Regions from separate parts of the Mus musculus genome. Here all the other regions are linked to region 1. Evidence: chromatin loops called from intact Hi-C (ENCODE). Cell type or tissue: left cerebral cortex. All regions are shown on one strand. Region 1 has its middle 61 kb from the start of Gm46582. Region 2 holds the start of Prepl (prolyl endopeptidase-like). Region 3 overlaps 1110020A21Rik (RIKEN cDNA 1110020A21 gene). Region 4 has its middle 4.9 kb from the start of Slc3a1. Region 5 holds the start of Ppm1b (protein phosphatase 1B, magnesium dependent, beta isoform).

Region 1 (5,000 bases):
TGCCACAGAGTGCCAACAAAACATTTTTTTCAAACGCATTTTTAAATGTCAAGTACCCATAAAAAAAGTTTTCACGGTTGACGCTCTCTCCATTTGCCCTTCCCAGTGCTTAGGAGGAGCCTGAGTCGAAGCCAGACTCTTGCCAGCAAGCCTTAGAGAAAGTGATGCTCACTGGTGGGAAGGGGACCCATGCCTCCCCTTCTTGCTAGTCAGAGAAGTAGAAACTCCAACGGAGTCTAAATGCTGCTTTGAACCCACACCTAGAATGTGCAGAAGCTGCCCCAGGCTCTTAGCATTTCTGGCAGAGTCAGTGGCCCTTGCTGACCAGCTCGAGCAAGAAGCGCCTCTCTTCTCTCAACTTCCCTTGACGCTCCAGAGAACCCTCCAGAGAACCGATAGGGCTCTGTTGTTCCCAGGGCCGGTCCCCAAACCACCGTTTGGTTGGTTGGTTGATCGGTCAGTTGGTTTGTTGTTGTTTTCTGAGACTGGTTTCTCTTTGTGGTCCTGGTTGTTCTGGAACTCTGCCCTGTAGACCAGGCTGGCCTCGAACTCACAGAGACCCGCCTGAGTGTGTCTCTGCCTGGTTCAAACCCTAACCCTAACTCCTAATCACTTGGAGGCAGACACAAAAGCAAAATGGAGGTGAACGGTTTTCCAAGCCCCACAGTCCACCCTTCTGTTGTGCTGGGTCTCTCAACCCCTCATTCGTTTTATGCATGAAGGGGGGGGGGGGGAAGGAGCAAAAAAATACTCCACGTCTATAAATCCTTATAGGCTCAAAGTTCCAAGGTGGCAGGAACTGGATCTCTCCTCTTTTTACAAGCTGTACTGTGGGCCAAAGAGTTGAGTCAGATTCGGAGCTCAATAAATGGGCGTGGCAACTGAATTGCGTATCCCTTCTCTTCCGGCCTGCAGGAAAGCCACCCATCATCCCTTCAGGGTGGTGTGATCACTCCAGTGGACTGCAGACTGCGCCAGGCAGGGACTTTGGACTCTCTGGGAGGTGGTTTTGTGTGGTCATAGCAGCAGCTTGTCAAAGGACGAAGCAGAGGAGGGACGGGAACTTTTTAAAAACCCAAAGGCTCGTTATTTTTAACACCCCAGAGCTTTCTCTTTTCAGATTAAGCGGCTTCTGCACTCTTGCAAAGGATTGCACAGCTGAGGAATTCGTATTTACGTTTTAAATACTAATGGCTATTACTGTTTTAAGACAGGGTCTCATCTAGCCCAGGCTGATCTGTAACTCACTATATAATAGAAATTGACCTTGACTTCTGAATCTTCAGCCTCCAACTCAGGACGCTGGAATTTCAGGTATGCACTACCATGTTTGACTATTATTATTGTTTCTACATAAAGGACTGAACCTAGGACCCCAGGCTTAGAACTATATCCCATTTCCACCTCCCGCCCCACCAACCCCCTACTCATTCTGTGGACAATGCTCAATGCTAACCTCAGACTCACAGAGATTGGCCTGCCTCTGCAAGGATTAAAGGTGTGCCCCGACACCTCCTGTCTCTGCCTCATTTTTTAAACTTTTCATTTTGAGACAGTCTTGCTAAGTTGAGCAGGCCAGTTTTGAACTCTCTTTTTTGCCCATATAAACTTTGATTTTCCGATCTGGCTTTAGCCTCCGGCGTGGCTGGGATTACAGGTCGGTACACAGTGCCCAGCATTTGAGAGATTTGTTTCTTTTGCTTCTTTAACAGTCACAGACAAACTCACTGAAGGTAAAGGATGGGTGGAGGCTCCTGGGTGTGGCCAGCAAGGGCCTCCTGACACCCAAACTCCAGGGTGTCTCCTAGGGAATCAGACACAGCTAGACTAAATTAGCTCCTTTCCTTTTCCCTCCAAATTTAAAAACCTAAATGCTTTCTTGCTGAATAATATATAAATAAAGGGAAGACAAGCAAAAAGATGCCTGAGCCTCTGAGAAGGGTCGCCACTGTAATATGTAGTTTTTCATCTCTCTTCAGTTAAGGTCACTCACATTTCGGCTCCAAAATGAAAATAACCACAAATGGCCACAGCACAGACCCATGTACAATTTTCTCCATCTTCTAAAAATGAAATTACAAATGTTTGCAACTAAGTACTTCCCGCCGCAAAGTTTCTTTATCAAAAAGGACACCATATTTGTCCCAATGCCTATGTGAAGGGCCTTCGGCCAAACGAATGGGAAATCATTGGCCTGATTAACATCCTGTGATCTTAGATCTAAAAATGACCCGGAACCGGGTAAACAAGATGACGTCAGTGTGCTGGGCAGGCAGCGGTTCTCTACTGCCACCTGGAGGGCAGTGTGGTCAATGCCACACGAATTGTTTGCTAGTTTAAAAAATAAAAACGTTTGGACTAAAATGTGTGTGGGAACAGGGTCTTCATAGAGGGACAATCTTGATAAAATAAATAAATAAATAAATAAATAAATAAATAAATAAATAAATAAATAAATAAATAAATAATCAGGCTCTACATGGAGCTAGCGGTCTGGCTTGGCTCATGACAAAGGCCACCTGATTTTCCGTGCAGCTTCAGGCTTCCTTGGGACTTTGGCGTGGGAGGGAGTATCATGGTTCTAATTTATTTTCTTGTCAGGCTAATGTGAGAGAGAGGCTGCCCAGCTTTCTGCATTACACAACCGGCATGCTGGGAGATGCCCCAGAAATGTGCTGGGGTTGAGAAAAGGTCAGAAACTCGTCACTATTTCCCTTAGAAGACCGTCCACGAAAAGAAGATGAAGGGTGAATTTTAACGTAATAAAAACAAAAGCAAGACTGGCTTACTTTCAGATGAGTCCATTTGCTCGGAATGTTTACCAACCACCTCAGAATCTCAGCGGCTGAGGACAACATCTATGCTTTCCTTGCTAGTGGGCATGAAAGTCTGCCATGCCCTGACCAGGCAAGCAGGACTCCAAGCTCAAGGTCCCACACAGGCTGACTCTGCGTGGTTCCGTTCTTGCAAAGGAGCCAGAAAGAAAGTTTGTCCTATCTCTGAGGGTTCAGTGTTCAAGGCCCAGGTCAACCCAGGCAAAATCAGAAGATGCTCTTAGCCTCAGATCATCTAATGTGTGGGGCGGGGGAGATACACACAGTCTCCTATTGACGAAGCCCTGTGAAGTTCCATGGCCAAGTATGGCTGTGCGTAGTTCTGCAGAGAGGGAGGAAGGGATTGCAGATAACTGTGTGTGTTGTTAAAATAGTAAACATAGCATTATGAAAGCCTTTATACTTGCTTCCCTCTCCCCCTTCCTTCCTTCTTTCCAGCCTTCCTTTTGTTTTTGAGACAGTTTTACTCTGTTGGCCTGGTCTAACCTGGAAATCATTATGTAACCCAGGTTGGCCTTGAACACCTATCTCAGTCTCTCTACTGAGGATTGGAATTGCAGGCCCCAGTGACCACACTCAGCTCTTTTACTTTCTTTTCTTTCTTAGTTTCTTTTTTTTTTTTTTTAACTTTCATTTTTTTCAAAGAAGAACTTTAAGCCAGGCAGGATAGCACAATCTGACCACTTAGGCTAGCCTGAGCAACATGGTAAGCCCCTCTTCCAGAGTGAAACAAATTGCACTGGCAATGTCAGTTGTGGCAGACCATGGGCGTGGCATGCTCTGGTCCCCAAGTTCCTTCCCCGGCACCCCAAAGAAGCAACTTTAATCCCCACGGTGTAAACCGATTTCCTTCCAGGCGTGAATGGTTTGAGTGATAGCATCCTTACATCGCTGTATTCGTGGATTCACAGACGCAGATTTGTCGGCATCTAACCTGTGCCCCTGACCTCAGAGGCTTATTACAATGGGACACAATGTGTATTCAAACCAAGTCCCATGGAGGATTGTCATGGAGGATCAGGGCTAAGTTAACAGAGGAGCCACCATCTGTGACTGTTCCATCTGGATCTCATAGATAGCATGAGAGTGAAGGGCTTCGTGGATGGAACAGCTCAGAAGGGACCAGTGTCCCTCTTCTCACGGCCCTTCCTTCACAGGTGGGGGATGACTCACAAACTGTGAGGAAGCTGGAAGGAAGCAATAGGACTTCTTGTGCCAAATTCATGTTACTAGGAAGGCTCGGATGCACCAGTTGGCAGTCCATCAGGCTGGGCATGGTGGGCACACCTGTCTGCCCAGAATTCAGGAGGCTGAGCAGGAGGAATATGAGGTGGAGGCTTGCCTGGACCAATAGAAAGTCTCTGTGTCAATTAACGAAAGAAGGGAATTGGCAACATTTAATGATGTTTGGCATATTTTGTATTTCTTTGTTTCTGATTTATTTTACTTTTTTGAGACTGGCTTTCTTATGTTTGCAACCTTTTTGTTTTTGTCTTTGTGTTTTTAAGACAGGGTTTCTTTATGTAGCCTTAGCTGTCCTAGAACTAGCTCTTCAGAGGATCAGGCTGGCCTAGAACTCACTGAGATCAGCCTGCCTCTGCCTCCCCAGCGCTGGGATTAAAGGAGTCCACGCTGCCGCCGCGCCACTGCAAGCATTGTTTGACAGTTTGTTTGTTTTGGAGTTTTTGTTGTTGGCTTGTTTTTGTTTTTGTTTTTCAAGACAGGGTTTCTCTGTGTAGCCCTGGATGTCCTGGAACTCACTCTGTAGACCAGGCTGGCCTCGAACTCAGAAATCCGCCTGCCTCTGCCTCCCAAGTGCTGGGATTAAAGGCGTGCGCCACCACACCTGGCTTTTGTTTTTCTCATTTCCTCCTGCTTCTTCCCTAGAGGTCTGAAGGTCAAACACGAAGACTGGAGGGTGTGATGGTTAAATACAGGTCATGGGAGATTCAACCTGCAAAAAACCAAGAATTCTAACATGAAGCAGTTTCTTTTTTCCAAATGTACCTTTCCCTCCTTGAAACTCTTCAGTGACTTGTCATGGCCCCCCAAACAGTTTATCTTCTCTAAAAGACCTTTTTAGCCCCTTCCTCAAAGCCCCACTCCTCTTCCTCGGATAAATCCAGAATACAGTTAGAGCCCTTTGGTCACTGGACAGATACATAG
Region 2 (5,000 bases), 210 kb before region 1:
CTTTATGTAATTCTGCTGGGATTGTCAAGCAGGTTGATGACCCAGGTTAGCCAAATAGCTTCATTCTGTTGGGCACAGCAATTGGCCCAAATGTGGTCTACCAGAGTCATTTGAAAGAAATTATTTCTTAAGGAAACTAGATCCTTTCCTCAGGATCCCTAAGTGGATGAATGTGGAAAGACTGAAGTTGCAAGTAACCGTCACCGTTATCAGATGAGACTCAACCAAAAGGAAGACAAGATGCCTGTTCCTTCTTTAGCTAGTCCTCACACACACGGGCTTCTAGATCTCACCTAATTAGGGGAGGCGCTAGAATCAAAAGTCAACAATTTATCACATAATCTGGAAACAATAATGTACAAGTCATACAGGTTATCTCTCAAAAATATGAGTTCCAGAGAAAGCCTTAGTTAACAAAAAGAGCCATGAGGCACCACTGGAATCCTGAGGAGTACAGGAAGACAGAATTGGGGAGTTGCAAAAATAAACACCAATCATTCAAGTGTGACACAAGAGAAAGAACCTCTCGACCCCCCCCCCCCGTAATAGAGATCAAAACCTTGGCTTTGCACATGCAAAGTGTCATAGCACTGAGTAACACTGCCAACCAGAATCACAAAGTCCTAGCCTTGATCAGACTCTTCAAGCTTTCTGCTTCTGAACACAGATGAAACATGCATGAATCGTTTAGCCACTTTAAACACTTATGAAAAGCCCACACATGTTTAGCCTGTGGTAATCAACTGAATTATTACAGAAAAAAAAATCACTTTTTCCCTGACATGTTGTACTGGCTGGTTGTATGTGTCAGCTTCACACAAGCTGGAGTTATTACAGAGAAAGGAGCCTTCCTTAAGGAAATGCCTCCATGAGATCCAGCTGTAAGGCATTTTCTCAATTAGTGATGAAGCAGGGGAGGGCCCCTTGTGGGTGGTGCCATCCCTGGGCTGGTAGTCTTGGATTCTGTAAAAGAGCAAGCTTAGCAAGCCAGGGGAAGCAAGCCAGAAAGCAGTACCCCTCCATGGCCTCTGCATCAGCTCCTGCCTCCAAGTTCCTACCCTGTGTGAGTTCCTGTCCTGACTTCTTTTGGTAATGAACAGCAATTTGGAAGTGTAAGCTGAATAAACCCTTTCCTCCCCAACTTGCTTCTTGGTCATGATGTTTTGTGCAGGAATAGAAACCCTAAGACACACCTAAAAAAATTTAAAAATAAAGTCTTACCTCTTACACTGTGAATTTTGGCTTGGCCATGCATCTTCCTTTAGCTAACGGTTTATGAGACGGCTCATAGTGATTATCAACTTGACAAGAACTGGAGGAACCGAAAGTCTCCACCTGTCTAGGAAGGGTTATCTACACTAGGTTAACCTCTTGGTATGTGTGTAATGGATTTTCCTAACTACAGTCACTGAGAGGAGACACACTCAATGTGGTATCGCCACATCACACACTGAGTCTTGAACTAAATAAAAAGGAGAACTGGAACTAACTCATATTCATCCATCGCTCTGTTCTTCCTGACTGCTCACACAATGCTCCAGGATCCTGAGCCTTGATTTTTCCTACTAAAGTCTGTACCGTCAAACTGTGTGCCAATACATACCCTTCCTTTCTTAAATTGCATTGCCTAGCATTTTTATCACAGTAATAATAGAAGCTAAGTAACATAGCATATTAACAGACATCATGTAAGCAGGGATTTGAAATGTGCCTCTTGCTCTTATACACTCTACCATAACTGGGAGAACATGCCAGCCAACTCTGAGAACTATGGGTATATAGACCAGGTACACAACCGTAAACCACTCAGGTTTTATCAAGAGACTACCAGGTGGTTCACAGACATTGCATGACATACGACATGTGGTTGTTAAAAAGCAATAACTAAGTAAAATAACAGACTAAGGACTCATTGCCCCCCGGCCACTGTCTTAGTTACTTTCCTATTGCTGTGAGGAGTCACAATGACTAAGAAAACTTATAAACACAGCAGCCTTCACTGGAGCGGTTTGGAAGACTGAAGTATCTGGATTCGTTGCTAAACCTTGGGCAGCGAGTATCCCAATAATGACTCCAAACTTAGTTTCACGTGGCGGGAAAAGGAGCAAGCAGTAGGTTTCCCTCTCTCCCTTTACTCTCCCATATACAAAACCAGGAAACGCGTGCAGAATCCCCATCCCATTAGTGAACCTCACGGATCTCCAGAGATGTGGGACCAAAAAGTGCACCCAGGTGACCAGGCTGGGAGTTAAGAAGCAAAAAATAAAATAAGGATGGAAAGGGGGCGGGAAAGAAGAGCAGCACACGGAGAAGACAGGCGGTCCCACCCACCAGACAGGCGAGCACAAGGATTTTCTGAGTTTCTGAGAGCTCGCTCTGGCTGTCCCGCTCTCCAGCCCCGCCAGAGTCTCTCCCATTTTTGGTGGGACAGCGGGACAGCGGAGATGAAGGAGCAAGGGGGCGCTTCTCGCTTGGCTCCCGACAAACGGGCTGCCTGCTACCTGCGAGGGGAGTGGCCACAGGCAGGGCAGGCGAGCGCTCGCCCTTACCTGTCGCAGAAGCTGCCACCGGACGGCCCCCTTGGGCGCCGAGACCAGCGAGCCCTGGCTGGCACTGCCCATCGCGGGACGCTTGCCCGCCTCTGCCTCAGTCTCTGCAGCCCCAGCGGCCGCGACCTGCGACTCCATCTCCAGAGCTGACTGGACCCGGAGGTTGCGTCCGCCACGGCTCTCCCCAGTCAGGACCTGCCAACTTCTTCCCTGTCAGGACCTGTGACGCCCGGCCTCTGGCCCACAGCTCTTCCGTGCACCCTCCCCGAATTCCGCATTTCCGGTATTAGCGTCTCCTTGGCAACCAAAGCAGCGGCGTCGCTTCATTGCACCACTTTTTCTGGTGGCCATCTTAAGTGAGGGCGAGCCGGAGTGGGAGGGGACTGTGGAATAGCTGCAGACAGGGCTTTCCTCGCTGTTTTCTTTTTTTCCTCACTTTGTCTCTTGCTCGCCGGAATACCAGAAAACCGAAATACAGTTGTCTCCTAAGATGAGTGAGTTCAGGAAGAGAAAAAGCCCACCACTGGCCATAATAAAGATGGCGAAATGCGCTTCCCTATCGGTCTGGGTTGGTGTTACGTAGACCGGCGTGCTGCAAACTAGCTCTGGGCGGCGCGAGGTAGGTTGTCTTTCTTGCTGGGTGCTGGAGGCTGGCTTCGGCTGGACAAGGCTGAGGTGACTGCAGCTCCTTCTGGAGAGCTTCGGTTTCTCGTATTTGTCTTCTCTACCTTCGCTCGTCCAGCTGTCTTTCGATTTGCGTACGTATGGAAGGGTTGCTGATGGTTCCCCTTTCCTAATTCCTCTGCCCACCTTCCAGCCATTCCTCACTTCCCTGGTCCCTTTTTTGATCCCTGTCTCTTCTGTACGTTCTGACCCGTACCATTCCCTCACGTCCTGTGAATACGACGTGTTCGGGATGCACAGTTGCACCGGGAAACGAGGAGGTGCTCCGGGAGCACCCATTTGCTTACTTACCCCACCAGTCTCCCTATCCTCGCACAGGGTCTTCTCAATGCAGATGGTGGATGAATGGGTTGGAGCTATGGGGACAGACTAAGCGATTTAAAAGCATTTTTCTTCTAGGCTACTGCTCCACTGGCCCATTATTTTGCTGCGACATAAGAGATTAAGGGGGGGAGGGGGCGTCATAGCTGGTCGGATCTATGGCAAAACTGACGCAGTGTTTCTGTGCTACCAAGGAACGTGTTAGAGAAGATTTCTCTCATTTTACACTCAACAGTGTTTAGCATAGCTAAATTATCCCTATGCTAATAATATTAACGACCTTTTGTTGAATGGTTACTATGTGCCAGGTACTTGGACTAAGTTCTTAAAATAAATTGTTTGGTTTTGTTACAAAACTACAACCGCAGAGATTAAGTGCTATGGTTAATTTCTGTTCCACAAGTGAAAAAATTGAATCCAGATGCAGTTAGTGTACAAGGCCCAAGACCTAAACCTGGGTCTGTAGTTATGGAAGTTAAAATGATCTTTACCTTCCAGAAGAAACCAAAAATGACTCGACATTTTATTTGTGCATCTTACAGTTGTTTTTAATTCATTATCCTTTTATGGTGAAATCCAATTGCTCCTCTAGGAGGAGGAGCCAGTCAGTTGGGCGGTTCACTGAATCAGTGAGTTGGGGGAGTGTCTCCAGCTCCCCAGAGCCACAGTTGGGCCACCTGGACAATGACCAGCTCTAGCTCACTCATCGAGTGCACACGCAGCTTAAACTAGACAGCTAGGTGAAAACTATGTGGCGCCTCGCCTCACTCAACAACTAAGCATCCCCCTTTTATGTCATGGTTTAGGCTTTTTCTAATTTGTCTTTCACATCCCAATGATATGCCCAGAATTATGTAAGATAAAAGCCATCTTGCTTTTGAACCCCCTCTGAGTACCTGAGATTCCCATTAAGTTCATTTACTCATTTGCAAATTATTTTATTTTGTTTGTTTTCTGTTTTGTTTTGTTTTGTTTTGTTTTAGTTTGTCCATACGTTCTCCAGAGTCACTGCTGCTTAGCTTGTCCCTAGGAAAACTGACTTTACAGATGACGTGTTTATTAAGTCCCGCCTGCCAAGAAGTATGATCTGAATGAACTTAACGCATACAAGGTTTTAAACGTGTTTAACCTAAGTTATCAGATGTCTACAGTAATTGGTAACCTAAGGGGCTCATGACGCCACAGGGGAGGGATGAGATGTGGGGACCTCAAATGCACTAAGATCCCATGACTGTATAATTATACGTATGAAATCATCCACGTGCTGGCAGCCCCTAAGGGAGCAAAAACCAGGGACTTTGCCACCATGCTGCAGACGGCCAAATTCTCTCTCCGAGCTTTGAAGCATAGTATTCCTCATCTTGGGAACTGCATGCAGAAACAGAGTTACCGTAACGTCGCTGGTCCTTATTACAGTAGAGTAAGATTGAAAAAGTACCACCTAAC
Region 3 (5,000 bases), 66 kb before region 1:
ACTTTCAGTTAGAGCGTCTCTTGTTTTTCACCATTACACTAGGACCCAACATGAGCTGGACTAGCAATCAGAGCCAAAGAACAAATTTTTTTTGTTGTTTTTTGTTTGTTTGTTTGTTTGGTTGGTTGGTTGGTTTTTCAAGACAGGGTTTCTCTGTGTAGTCCTGGCTGTCCTAGAACTCACTTTGTAGATCAGGCTGGCCTCGAACTCTTTTTAAGGGAATTCCTATCAACTAGCAATTGAACTTAGTCTGCATTGATCACCCTCTCTCTGTCCATTCCTCTGTGTGTGTGTGTGTGTGTGTGTGTGTGTGTGTGTGCACATGTGTGTCCTGGAACTTCCTCTGCAGACCAGGCTCACCTTGAACTCATAGAGATGCTCCTGCCTCTGCCTCCCAAGTCTCTCTGTCCCATGTACTCACCAGGATCTAACGCTCTTTCCCGAAACACGCTAGTAATGATTCTGTGCTGTGCAATGACAAAGGTTTGGTGTTTTCTTGTTGCATATTGCATTGTGGTAGCTGTGCACATGTATTCACATATGTGAGCATATGTGGGTAGAGCCCTGCCCCCAAGGCTGACATCGTGTGTCTTCCTCCCTAGTTCTCCATCTTATTGGTTAAGGCAAGGGCTCTCCCTGACCCTGGAGCTCACTGTTTTGGATAGTCTCTCAAGCCAGTTTATTTCAAGGATTCCTCAGTTCTGCCCTCCTAGAGTTGGGATAACGGGCCAGTGCCATCTGACTCTTATGTGGGCTCTGGGGATTCGAACTCCAGTGCAGCAAGTGCTTTGCCCACTAAGCCATCACTCCAGCCCCTTGTGCACAGTTTAACACATGATTATACACTGTTTTAGACTGGTCTTTAATTGTTTTAGGAATGTTACATATTTTCAACAGGACTGTAGTCACAGACACTCAACCCATGTATAATATATCTGGTGTTATTTTTATGTTAAACATGATGACACTGTCACGTCTTCTTGATTATTTATAGGAAAATCCAAGTGAACAACTGGTTTTGTACAACTGTGGCCAGAAGTCAAGGTCAATGGCTTCATGTAACAGGAGGAGGGTGAGAGGGACTCTCACCATGTTTTTTAATTCACTTTGATCCTCTGACTACAGTGAACATAAATCCACTTAAGTCAGTTTAGCTACATGGCCGTCCATAGTTAGAAGACAAGAGGCTTTTGTTTTGCAATTCAAGCCACATGAGACAAAACTAGGGACTGGAAAGTTAGAGATCAGCCCGTGTCTCTTCATAAGGTGGCATGGTCTCTTTCCCTCTGTTCAGCGGCTTCGTTTTTGTTGTGGTAACGGAGTGTGGTTAGCTCTTCACCGGTCCTTGTGCTTACCCCAGCAAGAACCTTCTATGACCTAGGATACACTGCCATGGGAATCTGATCTAGCCATCACCTCCCACTTTCAAATGCCTAGCAGAAATATGTTGGTTTATAATGGGTTTATAGAACCCTCCCCCCCCCCACCCAGTTGACTATCACCTGGATAGTAAGAATGATGTGCTATGGCACCATTCTGTGTAAGGTTGTAGACACAGAAGGCAAGCAACTGGACTGGGGCAAGTACTGCTGTGATCCTAGCCCTGGGGAAGGACAAGGATACCTTGGTCTACCTAATGAGTTCTGGGCCAGCCAGGGCTACATAGTAAGACTCTAGCTCATCATTATTTCTTACCTCCCACCTCCCATTCCCACAGCAACTATAATAATAAGAATTCTGGGCTCCCTGCATGTGATACCAGCTACATGGGAGGCTGAGACAGAAATACCACTTGAGCTCAAGAGTTACAGGCTGGTCGGGGCTACATGGTGACCCTCTCAAAGAAAAGAGAAAAGGATGTGAGGTCGTAGCTCCATTGATAGAGTGCTTGGATTGGCTCCCAGCACCTTATAAACTTGGTGCAATGGTGCAGGTCTGTAATTCCAACACTATGGGAGTAGAGCTAGGATGATCAAGAATTTGAGCTCACCCTAGACTACAAGTCAAGCTGAAGATGAGCCTGGGTTACAAAAATCCTATCTTTAACCCCCCCCTTTTTTTTGGGGGTTTTTTTGAAACAGGGTTTCTCTGTGTAGCCCTGGCTGTCCTGGAACTCACTTTGTAGACCACGCTGGCCTCAAACTCAGAAATCCACCTGCTTCTGCCTCCTGAGTGCCGGGATTAAAGGCGTGCGCCACCATGCCCAGCACAAAGACCCTATCTTTAAAAATGAACAAGAAGGAAGAGGAGAAAAGAAAGAATTGTTTAAAGTTAAAATATGTGTGTAAAACAAAATAACAGCTTTTGTTCATAACCCGCTTATTTACTTTTTTTTCTTGCGCCAGAGATTGAACCCATGGTAAAAACTCACTTTCTCTTCTGCCTCTTTGACTGGACCAGGGTGGCATTCTTCTCAAGACAGGCCAAATTGGTTTTGCTCCTTAAATATTTGATTCCTGGCTGAGAAAACGCCCATCAGATTGGACTGGACTTTTGAGAGGAGAGGCTGCAAGCTGAATCTGATTCAGAGCCACCAGTTCCCATACTGTGCCCAGGGAAAGGGGGACTGTCAACCTGTGGAGAGAAGCAGCCAGCAGCAGGTACCCTGGGAGGAGCAGAAGGGGAGGAGCAAGCAGGCTCTGGATCTTCAAGGCTGGGTGACTCTGGTTCCTAGAGCCCAGCAACTTCATTGCCTAGAATCCTCTGTAAGCTGTCTCTACATTCTTTTTTTTTTTTTTTTTTTTTTTTGCTTTGCTTAAATTAGTTTGTGTTGGTTTCTATTTGCAACGAAAATAGTTGTAACTGAGACATCCAGATTAAAAGTAGAGGAAAGGCTTTCCTATAATTGTCCATTGAGACACAGCGGTTGTACTGAGATGCCAATATTTCACTGCCATGAAAGGCTGCTAAATTTATCTCGTAGACTCACATATCTGTGCGGCTATAGAGTACATCTGTTGGTGACTCATGGGGATTAAATAGTGAGAGAGGCCTCTATTTCCTGACTAGCACTTGGGAGTTCCAGTACTAGGGAGTGAGCCCAGGCATCAATAATGCTAGGCCAAGGGCTCCACCACTGAGCTCTGTCCTCTTCTAGGCCATTTCCAGAGAAACAACGATATCTACAACAAAACTGTCCTTGACCTTTATGTCCATCTAGTGTCTTTATTATTACAAGCCTACTTTTTCCAAACATACGTATGCTGTTACTTAACACTGCTAGGCAGCACCACAGCATGTTTGTTTATCAACTTAAATGTCCACCACATTGTAAGAGAAACGTCTAGCTTCTTCATACTCTTATCAGGTTCAGCCACTCTGCTTGCTGTTTGCTGTGCGTGCGATGGGCAGCTCATGGTGGTCTTATGTGCTTCGCCCCCCCCCCCCCCGATAACAAGTGAGCTTGAACCCATTTTCATTTCCATTGATTACTTGAACATCTCCTTCTATGAGGAGCCTGTCTAAGACTCCACCTCACCCTTCCCCCATTATTCTGACTTTTAGTAATTCCTTATAGATCCTGAAGATGAGCCCTTGGTGCTGTCTGTTTAGAGGTTCCTGACTCCCTGTGTACATGGTTGTCATTTTCATCTTCAAATTTTTTTTTTTTACACAGAAGAGATTGTATTGTATCATTTCCACTCCCATGCTTCGCTTCTCTTAAAAACATAATGATTTCAGTTATTTGGGATAAAAGCCAACAAAACAGGCCATCCTAAGTGGCACTACTCTGTGTCTGTCTTAGAAGCAATCCCAAGGTAAAACAGACATGGTGGGTGATCCGGATCCACTAAAGGCTTGTGAACACTTATGGCCAAGTCCACTCCAGACGGACTTCAGAATATAGGGAGCCTGTGGGAGGGAAGGCTGAGAGTGGGGGGGGTCTCTGGAAAATGTGTTCTCTCGCCTTCACTTTTCCATAGTACAGGGAGGGCACCCCTCATCACCTCAAACGAAATGAAAGTGTCTTGAGATGTAGCTCAGGTCACCGACCTGCTTGCCTACCTTGCACAGGATGCTGGTTGGATGCTGGGAGTCGGGGAGAGACATGCCTAGAAACAGCCCCTGGAGTCTGAAGAGTGACTTTGAGTCTAAAGTGTAGGCACGTGGCTATCGCCTGAATGCCAGGCGTGTCGGGCGTGAGCAGGACTCTCATGACAATAGGTAAAGGTGACACTCAATGGAAGACGTAGAAGCCGTACAAAATGGTGCCCTGGGGTCATTTGGAAAGGAGCCAAGGGTAAAAGACTGTTGAAAGGCAGATAGCCAGAGAAGTGTTGTCTGCATGATAGCTACCACGAGAGCAGATGAAGGGGAAAGGTAAGCTCTGAGAAAACATCATAGAGAAAAGGCCTTGGGTACTCCAGGCCCAGGGCACACCCATGCTGGATGAACCCAAAGCAGGCACACCCGCTGGCATCCCTTTCCCTCTGGCCCTCTTTTACCGTGGTGCACGGAGCAGTTAGGATCAGAGGTCAGGGGACCAGAGGAGGAGAGGAGGGGCTGACAAGATAACACCTCCAACTGGGACTCCTCAACCAAAGCAGGCCTGAACTGGGGCAAAAAGGCTGATCTCTGATCCTGTTTGGAATTAAGAAATTGCCTTGTCGGGCATGGTGGTGCATGCCTTTGATCCTAGCACTCGGGAGGCAGAGGCAGGTGGATTTCTGAGTTCGAGGCCAACCTGGTCTACAAAGTGAGTTCCAGGACAGCCAGGGCTATACAGAGGAACCCTGTCTCAAAAAACCAAAAATAAATAAATAAATAAATAAATAAATAAATAAATAAATAAATAAGAAAGAAAGAAATTGCCTTAACAGAGCCGTAGTTGTGGGATTAGATGGGATAAGTCTCTTCCTTGGCTGTATCTGTTCTTATGCTTGACCCATCTTTTAGTCTTCAAGTATAGTGTTTAATGTTTTCATCTCTAAAAATATCTGTTTTGGCTTCCCGTGTGTGTGTGTGTGTGTGTGTGTGTGTGTGTGTGTGTGTGTGTAGGT
Region 4 (5,000 bases), 150 kb before region 1:
ATGGACGGTCTGGAGAGATGGCTCAGTGGTTCAGAGCACTCCATGTTCTTCCAGAGGTCCTGACTAAGTTTCCAGTCATCATGTGGAGACTCATAACCATCTGTAATGGGATCAGTTGCTCTCTTCTGGTGTGTCTGAAGACAGAGTACTCATGTACATAAAATCATGGTACGTCAATCTTAAAAAATAAATAAAAAGGGCAAAGCACACACAGCTAGAAAACATGTGTTGTAACATCTCTGACATGGGACATGTCAGAGTGTAGACATCTGCTTGACAGATCAACACAGAAAGGTAGACAAAGAAACAAAGGCAATAAGCAGATAATACAGGGAAAAATGATAAGTGGTTAAATTTTTCACTCAAAATATTCAATCCTCTGGGACTGGAGTTACAGCTGGTTGTAAGCCTTCATGTGGGTACCGGGAATACAACCCTGGACCACTAGAAGAGCATGTGGTGGTGGTGTGTGTGTTTGTAGACAGGTTTTCTGTGTGGAGCCTTGCCTATTCAGGAACTCACTCTGTTGACCAGGCTGGCCTTGAGCCCATAGATCTGTCAGCCTCTGCCTCCCAAGTGCGGGGACTAAAGGTGTGTTCCAGTTGAGTAAAGCAGTGTTTGAATTGCACTATGTGTCGGGCAATTCTTGCGTACATGTGCATCCCAGAGTGTACTGGAGGTCAGAGGACAACCCGTGGAAATCATTTCTCTCCTACCAGGTGGGTCCCAGGGGTCCAAAACGACCATCAGGATTAGGAACAAGCATCTTTACCTGCCATCCATCTTGTTGAGACTCAAGTTTTTGACAAATTGCATACAAAAAGAGGCATTACATGGCACCCACAACTTTACGGTTGTGTGAGCCTTGATAGCCTTAGTCAATCATGAGTGTCCCCCACCCCCCTGCTGCCAAAGGAATTCCTTTTCAAAAGTTATTTTATGTAACCAACTCGTCAGCCTTTGGGTGGTGGCTTGAGTTACCTCTTCCATTCTGAAGCAGCTAATTCTAACCAACTCTAATTCTCTTATTTTTTAATCTGGGCACACTTAACCCCAGCTAAGGGTGTAAACACTCCAGTGCTGTCAGAAAGCACAAAGCCAAGCAGGTTAAATGTGCAGAAATAAATCCACCACACCAAAGTTTGCTTTTCTGAGTAACTTCAGAACTGAATTACCCAGAGATCCAAACCTCCAGGAAACCTTTCAATGGTTTTTTTTTTCCCTAAAAGAGATGGGCAGGTGGCACCCTCACAGTTTGCTCCAAAGTCCCTAAAGCAGCAGCAGTAACCTTGGTACAGACACCAAATGTGCGGCTGCTTTCTCTAGCCAGACTTCCTTGTACTTCTGATCTTGAGAATTCCACCTCTGAGAAAGGGGTGTTGATGCTGGGGGTTCCGTGGTTGCCCATTCCCTAACTGTAAGACACACTGGCTAATCTGTGGGGTTGTGACGCCAGTACGAGGAGTGTGGGTGTGCTGGGTGCGTGCCCAGCACGTGGAAAGCCCTGGGTGTGACCCTGATGCAGTAATGAACTCGAGGAAGGTCTTCCAGATGATGTATTAGCTCAAAGAACCTTTTCAGGCCGCTTGCAGGTGCACCTACCAGCAACTAACTTGCCAGAGGGAGCAAAACTCTATTTCCTGCATTCCTCAATACAGGTCTCGGAAGTAACTTGTATTACTGAAGAACAGATTTGTTTCCATGTACAAACCTCGTATCTCCTCTCACGAGAGTCCTGGGAATGATTAAAGAAACAAAACAAACAAAAAACCCAAGCCAGCCTCAAGATGTGCCCCACCAGTCTGAATGGTACGCGGGCGGGCGGGCGGGGTGGGGGTGAGCAGCAGAATGGTGGTGACAGACTAAAGCTCTTACCTCTGGAGTCCCTGGAATAAAACCACAGTGCTACCAAGGAGCCAAAGGCATTTATTGCGTGAACATGGAAAGGCAAGGTTTGCACAGCACGGTGGGAGCGTGCCTCCGCCTCCGCTGACAGGCTAGAAGATTAAAGCTCAGAGCAGAACAGATCCTGCACTGGTGGAATGCTCGACTCGTTTTTTTTTTTTTTCTTTCAAGTTTACAAAAACAAAACAAAACTTTTGTTCTTCTATGTACTTCCGGGCTCTTGGTAGGTCGGTCGGCCTCTGCTTTGTCACCAGAGTTCTCAGCTGGGTTTACAAATAGACGTGCTCAAGTCTGCCATCTGGTGGAAACGATAGATATTGAGACCATTTTTGCTTTAAGTGACTATGTTGGGGAGGGGGGAGGGGGATAGTTCATTCAGAACAGCACTAAGAAACACGAAAGGAATGAATGAATTTAAGAAGGTACCCGTTTAAAGGAAGCTGAAGCTGTGGTGGGGAATTGTGAACACTTCTGTAACTAGAGAGATGCAGCATCTCCCTGAGAGGGAGGGAGCTCATCCCTATGCATTCTACGCATTGAAAACCACACCAACCAGGGAACTACTGCCCACACTACCCACAGCTCACCCTGAGGAGGACGCACACTCTACTTTTTCTTGGGGTAAAAGTCAAACGAGGGGCACAGACAAGAGTATACTAAAGCTGATACTCAAGATGACATGATACCATTACAGTAGAGTGACATGGAATGACTAAAACACAACCAAAGCAACAGTCAATATAAACAAAGGGACAAGGCTGGCTTCTGCCAACGGCTGGAACCAGGGGATGCAGGAAGAGTTATAGGAAGATGCCGTATTCTATTCTGATCCTTACATGCAGCTGAGTTAAATGTCTGAGCCTGTCTTTACTAAGAAGGACAGCAGTCATAAAGGAAAAATTGCATCTACTTACTCATAATAGGAAAACATTGTCACTGTATGCAATTGAAGGTTGGTAAAACTGTTGAAGAAAATGATAACATTCTAAAACTTTTGCATATAAATGACTCCTTAAAGTTCATTAAGTTTAACACGTAAGATCTTTGCAGTCTATGTAAACTACTTTAAAACCTTCAGAGAAAAACCAAAAAGCATCACTCAGTTCGAGTTTGAATAGAACTTCAGGGTCTGCTCAGCACTGAGCCTCTGAGCTCTCTCAAGTGCTGCCTCCATCAGGGCTCAAAGTGCTTCCTCCGCACCAGGGAAAGCTTTCCAGCAGAAGGAAAACCAGTGTGCCGTAGGGTCTAGAGGATGCTGCAACACTCTGCTTCTCTTAGGAACTCAGTTGTTCCTAATGGAACATGTAGCTGCCCTTAGCCCTGCCTCTCAGCAAGCAGCTTGCACCGACAAGCCCTAAGCAGCACCAGTGAGGTGGAGGTAATGATTCAGCACTGTGGTAAGGCTAAGGTTAACTGCCTAAATGTAAAGAAAACGAACATTAATATATCATATAGGAGCCGGCCGTGGTGGTACACGCCTTTAATCCCAGCACTTGGGAGGCAGAGGCAGGTGGATTTCTGAGTTCGAGGCCAGCCTGGTCTACAAAGTGAGTTCCGGGACAGCCAGGGCTACACAGAGAAACGCTGTCTCGAAAAACCAAAAAACAAACAAACAAACAAACTATATAGGCAAATTTTAATAAAAGATACACTTGGATAAATGAGATTAAAAGTTCATATATTATATAATCGTATAATTGAGACTTAAAACACTTAATACCATTTGCTATTCACTCATCAAACTGGCAATATGCAGAATGAGAAAGCGGGGAAAAACGGGCACTCTTGTATACTACACTGGAAGACAACTCAGAACCATCTAATTGATTTTGTTTCTGTACTTTGTTTTCATTCAAGTACTTCTGCTGTACTTAGTCTGCGCGGCACCGCCGCAGGCTGTACACATCATACTTCAATGCTGAGACTGCACGCACTCTCTTGTTGTGTATCATAAAGAAAAATGACAATTCGACCATGGAACGAGGCTTTACTAAAATTCACTTCATATATTCTAAGTGGTTTCTAAGGCTTAGACTTTCACTTATTTACTAAATCAGTTCAGAAATAATTTTAAACGGCACTTGACCGTAGTCTAAACAGTATACAGCACTCAGTGACGGGCTGAAATAGGAACAAGACTGACTAAGCGGGCACAGCGCCACTACACTAGGACAATTTTACTAAAAGCAGTGACAATGCTACTGACAGGTGATGCTTCAAAGTTCAGAGACTGCAGAATACTTACAAAGCAGTTTGTCATAGCCATTTAATGACATGTTTCTTTCAGCTCCCCAGCCCTAGATGTGTTTGGAAAAGCGCAGCATTCAGAACTGCTTCAGCCCAGCCCTTCCTCCTTTCTATCAAGCTACTCAAAGTCTGAATAGGGACAGAGTATGCTACACGGTTATTCTTCCTTGGTACCATGTGCCTTAAATTAGGAAAAGTCTAGAGACAGTCAGCTGACGTTAGGATGGAATACTTTTAAGGGGTAGGAATTCAATATATTAAATGGGACTTAAAAAAATAAAAGATAAATAAAAAGTAAAAATACGAAACCATGATAAATATGCAAACTTTGAATAATTATTAAGACTGAGTTTTCCTGTATTGCTGAACCTGCGTAAGGAAAAGGGTCCATGTGGCAGACGGACTTGAGTGAGCAGTACAATGAATTATAGTTCAAAAGTTCACAATGGAGGGGCTGGCAAGATGGCTCAGCAGGTCAAAGAGCTTGCCGTTAAGACTGACTACGTGAGTTTGATCCCTGGGACACACATGGTAAAATGAGAGCCTACTGTTGGCATGCAGCCCCCCGCCCCCTACACACACATAGCATATACACCGAAGAAAAGTCATTACCATAAGGAGTTACCCACTTTAGAGTCCAGAATGGACCTATTAAGAGAGTACAGCTTAATTCCACTTTCACTAAAAAGAACCAAACTCAAATAAAATGAAGACAGGGCATGCTGTCTAGAAAGGGGCGCCTGAGGCTACAGTAACCAACATTGTGGTCTTTGTAAGAGTTTACACAAAAGGCAACAGATTATAGGTAGGTCATAGAAATGGACCACATGCAATTGGGTCATCAGTAT
Region 5 (5,000 bases), 79 kb before region 1:
TAATGACCGATCACATAATACTGTCCAGTCTATTCTTAATGGAATTCATGTAAACTTGAGATGGAGTTCATAGTAATTTCATTTAAGAAGCCCATTGTTAAGCACGACACCCGAAATTTTCGGACCGTGGTTGGTGGGCAACACACAGACACGAACCCCCGAGTCTGGCTAAGAGGAGCAAGACAAACGGTTTAAAGCACAGGAGGGGGAAGGAGGCCCGGAGAGGCACAGACAGAAAAACCAGAAAGATTTCACAAGAAAGGAGAGCGGAGCGCAGGGGAGGGCAGAAAGCGACCGGGAGAGAGAGCCACACCGAAAGGTGTTTTCCGGAGCGGCGGGCAGGACTGGGTGAGCCGCGGCCTTGGGGTGGCCCGCGCGCCCATGGGCGCTGCCTGCACGCCGCGGCGCGAGGGGAAGCAGCGGACTTCCACGCGCCCCGGCAAACTACTCCCTCGCCGCGCCGCGCCCCGCGAAGCCTCGCGCGCAAGCGGAGGCGGCGGCGGCAGCCCAGGCCCTGGGCCTAGCCCGGTGCTCCGAGAGCAGGCTGGACGGACGGACGGCCGTTCCCCCACTCGGCTGGGCGCAAAGCGGCCTTACCTGGGGCGAAGGTAGAAAGGGAGGTCTCGCGGGCTCGCCCGCCGCACAGCCGCCCGCGGCCCCCGGCTTTCTCCCGAGACGCGACACCGCCTCCGCCGCCGCTTCGCCCTCGGGGGCTCGGCCACCGCCGCCGCCCGAGCTGTTTACACCGTCCGGCCCCTCACACCGCCGCCGCCGCCTTCTCTCCAACCCAGAGCCGCTGCCGACTCGGCCGCCGCCACCTCCTCCGCCGCAGCCTGATCTCTCTGGAGCATCTTCCAGCCACCGGACACGGAGAAACAGAGACTCCAGCCGCGCCGGCAGGAAACTCCCCCGCAACTGCCAGGGGGGACCAGGCGGTCAGAGCACCAGCGGCTTTTCCGCCATTGAGCAGCGGCCGCTCCGCTCCTTCTGCAACCCCCCTCCCCTCCCCGCACCGCCGTCTTTCCCCGCCCCTCCTCGGGCTCCGCCCCCCAAGGGCACCCATTGGGACGCCGCGTGTGTCACCGCTGCCCTCGGTTTGCTGAGAAGCCTGTCAATCTACGTTCTCCCGCCCAACCTGGCCCCTAGTATCTTCTGTGCTTCTCTTTCCCCGCCCACACGGCCCCGCCTCTGAGTCTTTAATTTCTCATTGGGCGTCAGTGCCCACCTTAATTGGCAAGGTCAACTATCCATCACACACCGCCCACCAGTGAGGCCCAACCCTTCATTACCATTTACTTTATTCAGCCCCACCTCCGCCTTGCCCTAACTCCTGACGTCACCGACCTGCCCACCCTAGTAGCCATAGGTAGAGTCCTCCGTCAGTCAAATTACGCCCCAACTCGAAGACCGATATCCTTTTCTGATTGGTTCAAATGGCGGCCTGATCCTCCGACTATTGGCTTCCTCTACTTGTCCGTCAAGAAACCAATTTCCAAGTCCGTCACTTCGGCTTTTTTTAAATGAACGCGCAAAAGTATCCTAAAAGGGATTGGCTAGTATTCGTAGATGGCCAAGCCCCGAGTCTGCGGACCCTGCAGTTCTGACCTCTACACTTCGCGGAGAACGAACACCATAAAGAAACCAACGGGCAGTCCAGTTATAGGTGGAAATTGGTCCCACCCGGAGTGGAGAGAGCCGGCTTCTGATTGGCCAGAGAAGTGCCCCTAGACCCTCATTGGAAGAAGTGGCCGCCTCTCTTTGGCATAGAGCTGTGAAGGAAGAGCTCAGAAAGGTTCGAGAAAGGGCCTGGAGAGAGGCGTTGTTTTGCTTCAACTACGGGTGGGGCGCACGCGAGAGTGCAAAACTGGGCGCGTAGGGCTCTGGGGAGGTGATGCAGGGAGGGAAAGAGCCCGGATGTTCCCTAACAATGAAATCATCTCTGACCAATCAGAGCCTCATTGTTGGGATACCTGCATGACCTGTCTCCAGCAGGGGAGAGTGGGCGGGAAGTTGAGAAGGCTGAAAAGCCACTTGAGAAAATGGGACAGGAGATCCCTTCGGGATGATTTTGCAATGGTTCAGATTGTTCGTTCTTCTTATTTACCTCGACCTCCTGCCTTCCAGCCCTTGGCAGTTCCGTGTTTTGTTTCTGAGTCTGATTTTTAAAACTCCTGTCTAGGCTCTTGACATTCACTAGGTCATTCCTCTCTTAAAGAGCACCTGCATTTTGCTAAGCGTGGTAGGTAGAACTGGAGATACAAAAGTAAGGCAGGCAGTCCCAGACTGGGAATGGTAGGTAATCATTGAACGTCTGCAAAGGGTAATGATGACATAAAGGAGTCTCCCTCTGGGTATGATTACTCGGAAGGCTTCACAAAGGCCGGGAGAAAACGGTCATCTAGTAACCACATTGAGCTAGAAAGTGAACCAGGTTAATTCTTCCAGATCAAAGTGTAATGGGGCACTTAAGCGCTCACCTGAAGAGTTTTTAAACTCGCTCAAGTCTTTGAAAGACGTTTTCGATCTTATTCATACTTAGGTATAAGTTAGTTGGGACAACTTAGGTTTAGACCGACCTAAGGGAGTGCAAATTCAGCTTTGAAAAGAAGGACATATTTCTGAAGCAATTTCCAAAGTGAAACTGGCGGAAATAAACATTTGGTTGCAATTCAGATTTCTCTGGAACTTCAAGTTTAAGAACTCTGTCTTAAGGTTTCTATTGGGACCATGAAACACCATGGCAACCAAAAAGCAACTTGAGTAGAAAAGGGTTTATTGGACTTACACTGTAGCCCATCACTGAAGGAAGCCGAACAAGAACTCAAACCTGCAGATAAGAGTTGATGGAGAGGTTACTAGCTTGTTCACATGGCCCGCTCAGCCCACTTATAGAATCCAGGACCACCAGCTCAGGATGGCATCGCACACAATGGGCTGCCCCCACCCACCCCCACCACCCCCATCAATCACTACTTAAGAAAATGTTCTACAGGCTAGCCCACAGCCAGCTCTTAGGAATGAAAGTTTGTCTCCTCTCAGATGTCTCTAGCTTGTGTCAAGTTGTCATTAGAATGTAGCCAGCACACATGGTGTTTTTTCAGGATAGTGGGCAAACAGGTTCCTAAAATTAGAATCACCTGAGGTTCCAAGCTACATTCATGCCTACAAAATCCAGAGCTCACTCTGGGGAGAAAGCTCACTACAATACAATTTTATTTCATTTATTGTGATTCTGGAGATTGAACTTCGAAAGATAATTTTTAAAAGTAGTCTTTGGGTGCTAGATTTTTTTGTTTTGTTTTGGTTTTGGTTGTTTGGTCAGTTGACTGTTTGTTTGGTTGGTTGATTTGGTTTGGTTTGGCACACCAATTCTTAGACCCAGTGACTGAGAATTGGAGACAGCCATAAAAATTTCTTTCTCTGATTTTGCATACTGTAGGTGAGCTTCAATAAAGAAAAGAAAGTAAGCCCACTTTAGCTCTGACTACCCCTTCAAGGGGCTTCATTATGGAATCAAGAAGGGTTTAATTACATTTAGTGTTTGTGTGTGTGTGTGTGTGTGTGTGTGTGTGTGTGTGTGTGTTTGCAGTGGAGGTCTGAGGGCAATTAGTTCTTGCCATCCTGTAGGGTCCCAGAGTACAACTGAGGCTATTAGACTTGATTATAATCTCCTATCCCTGCAGAGCCATCTTCGACAGCCTGGGAATTATTTAAATGACTTACACAATATATTTTTTAAATCACACCTTTGCTTGGGACACCTTATATTAGAAGATTGAAGTACGGGACCTCACCTTCCAAAATAAGGATCAACATGCTAAAGATCAACAAATAAGGGCTCTTGGATTCCCTTGCCTCGAGAACCCAGGCAACCACAGACAGACATCAGAGCCCTGTCTCGCACTGCTTGATTTCCTCTTGATCTCCTTTGGCAGACACTCAAATGCAATATGAGATTCAGTGATGTAACTAGGCTGCGGATTGTATACAACTCACTCTTTAATCACTAAAAGTAAGAAAACATAACTGAGGTTTTGTTGTTTGTTTGTTTGTTTTATGTCTAAGACTACAATGAGATCACAGACGAAAAAACCATTAGGTTAACTTTCTGAATTACTGAAGCTTAGCAACAAACCCTTAAAGAAGCCCCCAAAGGATTCACAAGGTTAAACGGCGGTATGTGTCGTGGTAGATAGGGGATATGTCACACACAATCAGCACCGTCACAATGGTTCTGCAACAGCTTGGTACTCTGGTGACTACACCCTGAGCCTTGGTTTGCCCGACCATAATGCCTTTCTTTAGAGCCACATAAAGAGCAGTAGAGCCGGGCGGTGGTGGCGCACACCTTTAATCCCAGCACTCGGGAGGCAGAGGCAGGGGGATCTCTGAGTTCAAGCCCAGCCTGGTCTACAGAATGAGTTCCAGGACAGCCTGGGCTACACAGCGAAACCCTGTCTCAAAAAAAAAAAAAAAAAATTGAGACAATGCTAAGTATAAGGTAGAAAATTGTCCTGATTAGGATGCTCGTTTTCTTTATGCTGAGCTGGGGTCACTTTTGTTTGTCTTGAGACAGGGTTTATTGTTTTTGTTGTTGTTATTGTTTTTATGTAGCCCTGGCTGTCCTGGAACTCACTATGTAGACCTCACTGACCTCAAATTCACCAAGATCGCCGGGCGGTGGTGGCACACGCCTTTAATCCCAGCACTTGGGGGGCAGAGACAGGCGGATTTCTGAGTTCGAGGCCAGCCTGGTCTACAAAGTGAGTTCCAGGACAGCCAAGACTATACAGAGAAACCCTGTCTCGAAAAACCAAAAAAAAAGAAAAAATTCACCAAGATCCATGTTGAGTTTTTAAACCCCCAGAAGAAACAGCTGAGGTTCGCCTATTCAACATATCAAAGAGGACCTGGCCTCCAGGTTCTCCCAGCATCCCTCAGTCCTTGCCTGTTACAGGTGTGACTGGCATACCCTGCCCTCTACCCGGAACTCATCAGCC

What was found. Hi-C counts contacts between places; a loop is a spot of excess contacts. Peaks named below come from ENCODE experiments on the same cell type or tissue, not always from the same donor. Only the 100,000 strongest peaks of a DNase experiment are listed, where the experiment ranks them.
Region 2: it touches region 1 in a loop (3-fold over the local background); 11 of 42 quality-filtered maps call a loop at or near these places.
Region 3: it touches region 1 in a loop (2.3-fold over the local background); 14 of 42 quality-filtered maps call a loop at or near these places.
Region 4: it touches region 1 in a loop (3-fold over the local background); 13 of 42 quality-filtered maps call a loop at or near these places.
Region 5: a loop joins it to region 1, with 4 times the contacts of the local background. A loop is called at or near these places in 14 of 42 quality-filtered maps.

Annotation. Positions count from the first base shown.
Region 1 is chr17:84,875,289-84,880,288 of GRCm38, reverse strand. No RefSeq gene overlaps it. Among named protein-coding and RNA genes, the nearest start is that of Gm46582, 61 kb to the right of the region's middle. In left cerebral cortex, a CTCF peak has its summit at 2,289 (motif pointing left); DNase peaks (open chromatin) are centred at 2,267, 2,591 and 3,950; H3K4me3 peaks cover 400 bases; H3K27ac peaks cover 1,455 bases.
Region 2 is chr17:85,088,413-85,093,412 of GRCm38, reverse strand. Prepl (prolyl endopeptidase-like) reads left to right here and starts at 3,146. Exons shown (of 15, transcript NM_001163622.1): 1 at 3,146-3,307; 2 at 4,538-5,000. The coding sequence starts at 4,861. It overlaps Camkmt (calmodulin-lysine N-methyltransferase), which reads right to left and starts at 2,787. Exons shown (of 11, transcript NM_028576.3): 1 at 2,550-2,787. The coding sequence starts at 2,687. In left cerebral cortex, a CTCF peak has its summit at 3,114; DNase peaks (open chromatin) are centred at 2,819, 3,125 and 3,442; H3K4me3 peaks cover 3,154 bases; H3K27ac peaks cover 1,956 bases.
Region 3 is chr17:84,940,832-84,945,831 of GRCm38, reverse strand. The region is part of intron 2 of 1110020A21Rik (RIKEN cDNA 1110020A21 gene); the gene reads left to right. Among named protein-coding and RNA genes, the nearest start is that of 1110020A21Rik, 14 kb to the left of the region's middle. In left cerebral cortex, no CTCF peak of the experiment used is centred here; a DNase peak (open chromatin) is centred at 2,923.
Region 4 is chr17:85,020,899-85,025,898 of GRCm38, reverse strand. It overlaps a transcript of Ppm1b not described here. Among named protein-coding and RNA genes, the nearest start is that of Slc3a1, 4.9 kb to the left of the region's middle. In left cerebral cortex, a CTCF peak has its summit at 2,207 (motif pointing left); a DNase peak (open chromatin) is centred at 2,193.
Region 5 is chr17:84,953,992-84,958,991 of GRCm38, reverse strand. Ppm1b (protein phosphatase 1B, magnesium dependent, beta isoform) reads right to left here and starts at 991. Exons shown (of 6, transcript NM_001159496.1): 1 at 598-991. It overlaps 1110020A21Rik (RIKEN cDNA 1110020A21 gene), which reads left to right and starts at 1,569. Exons shown (of 4, transcript NR_027929.1): 1 at 1,569-1,792. In left cerebral cortex, a CTCF peak has its summit at 1,962; DNase peaks (open chromatin) are centred at 272, 1,230 and 1,685; H3K4me3 peaks cover 2,287 bases; H3K27ac peaks cover 2,106 bases.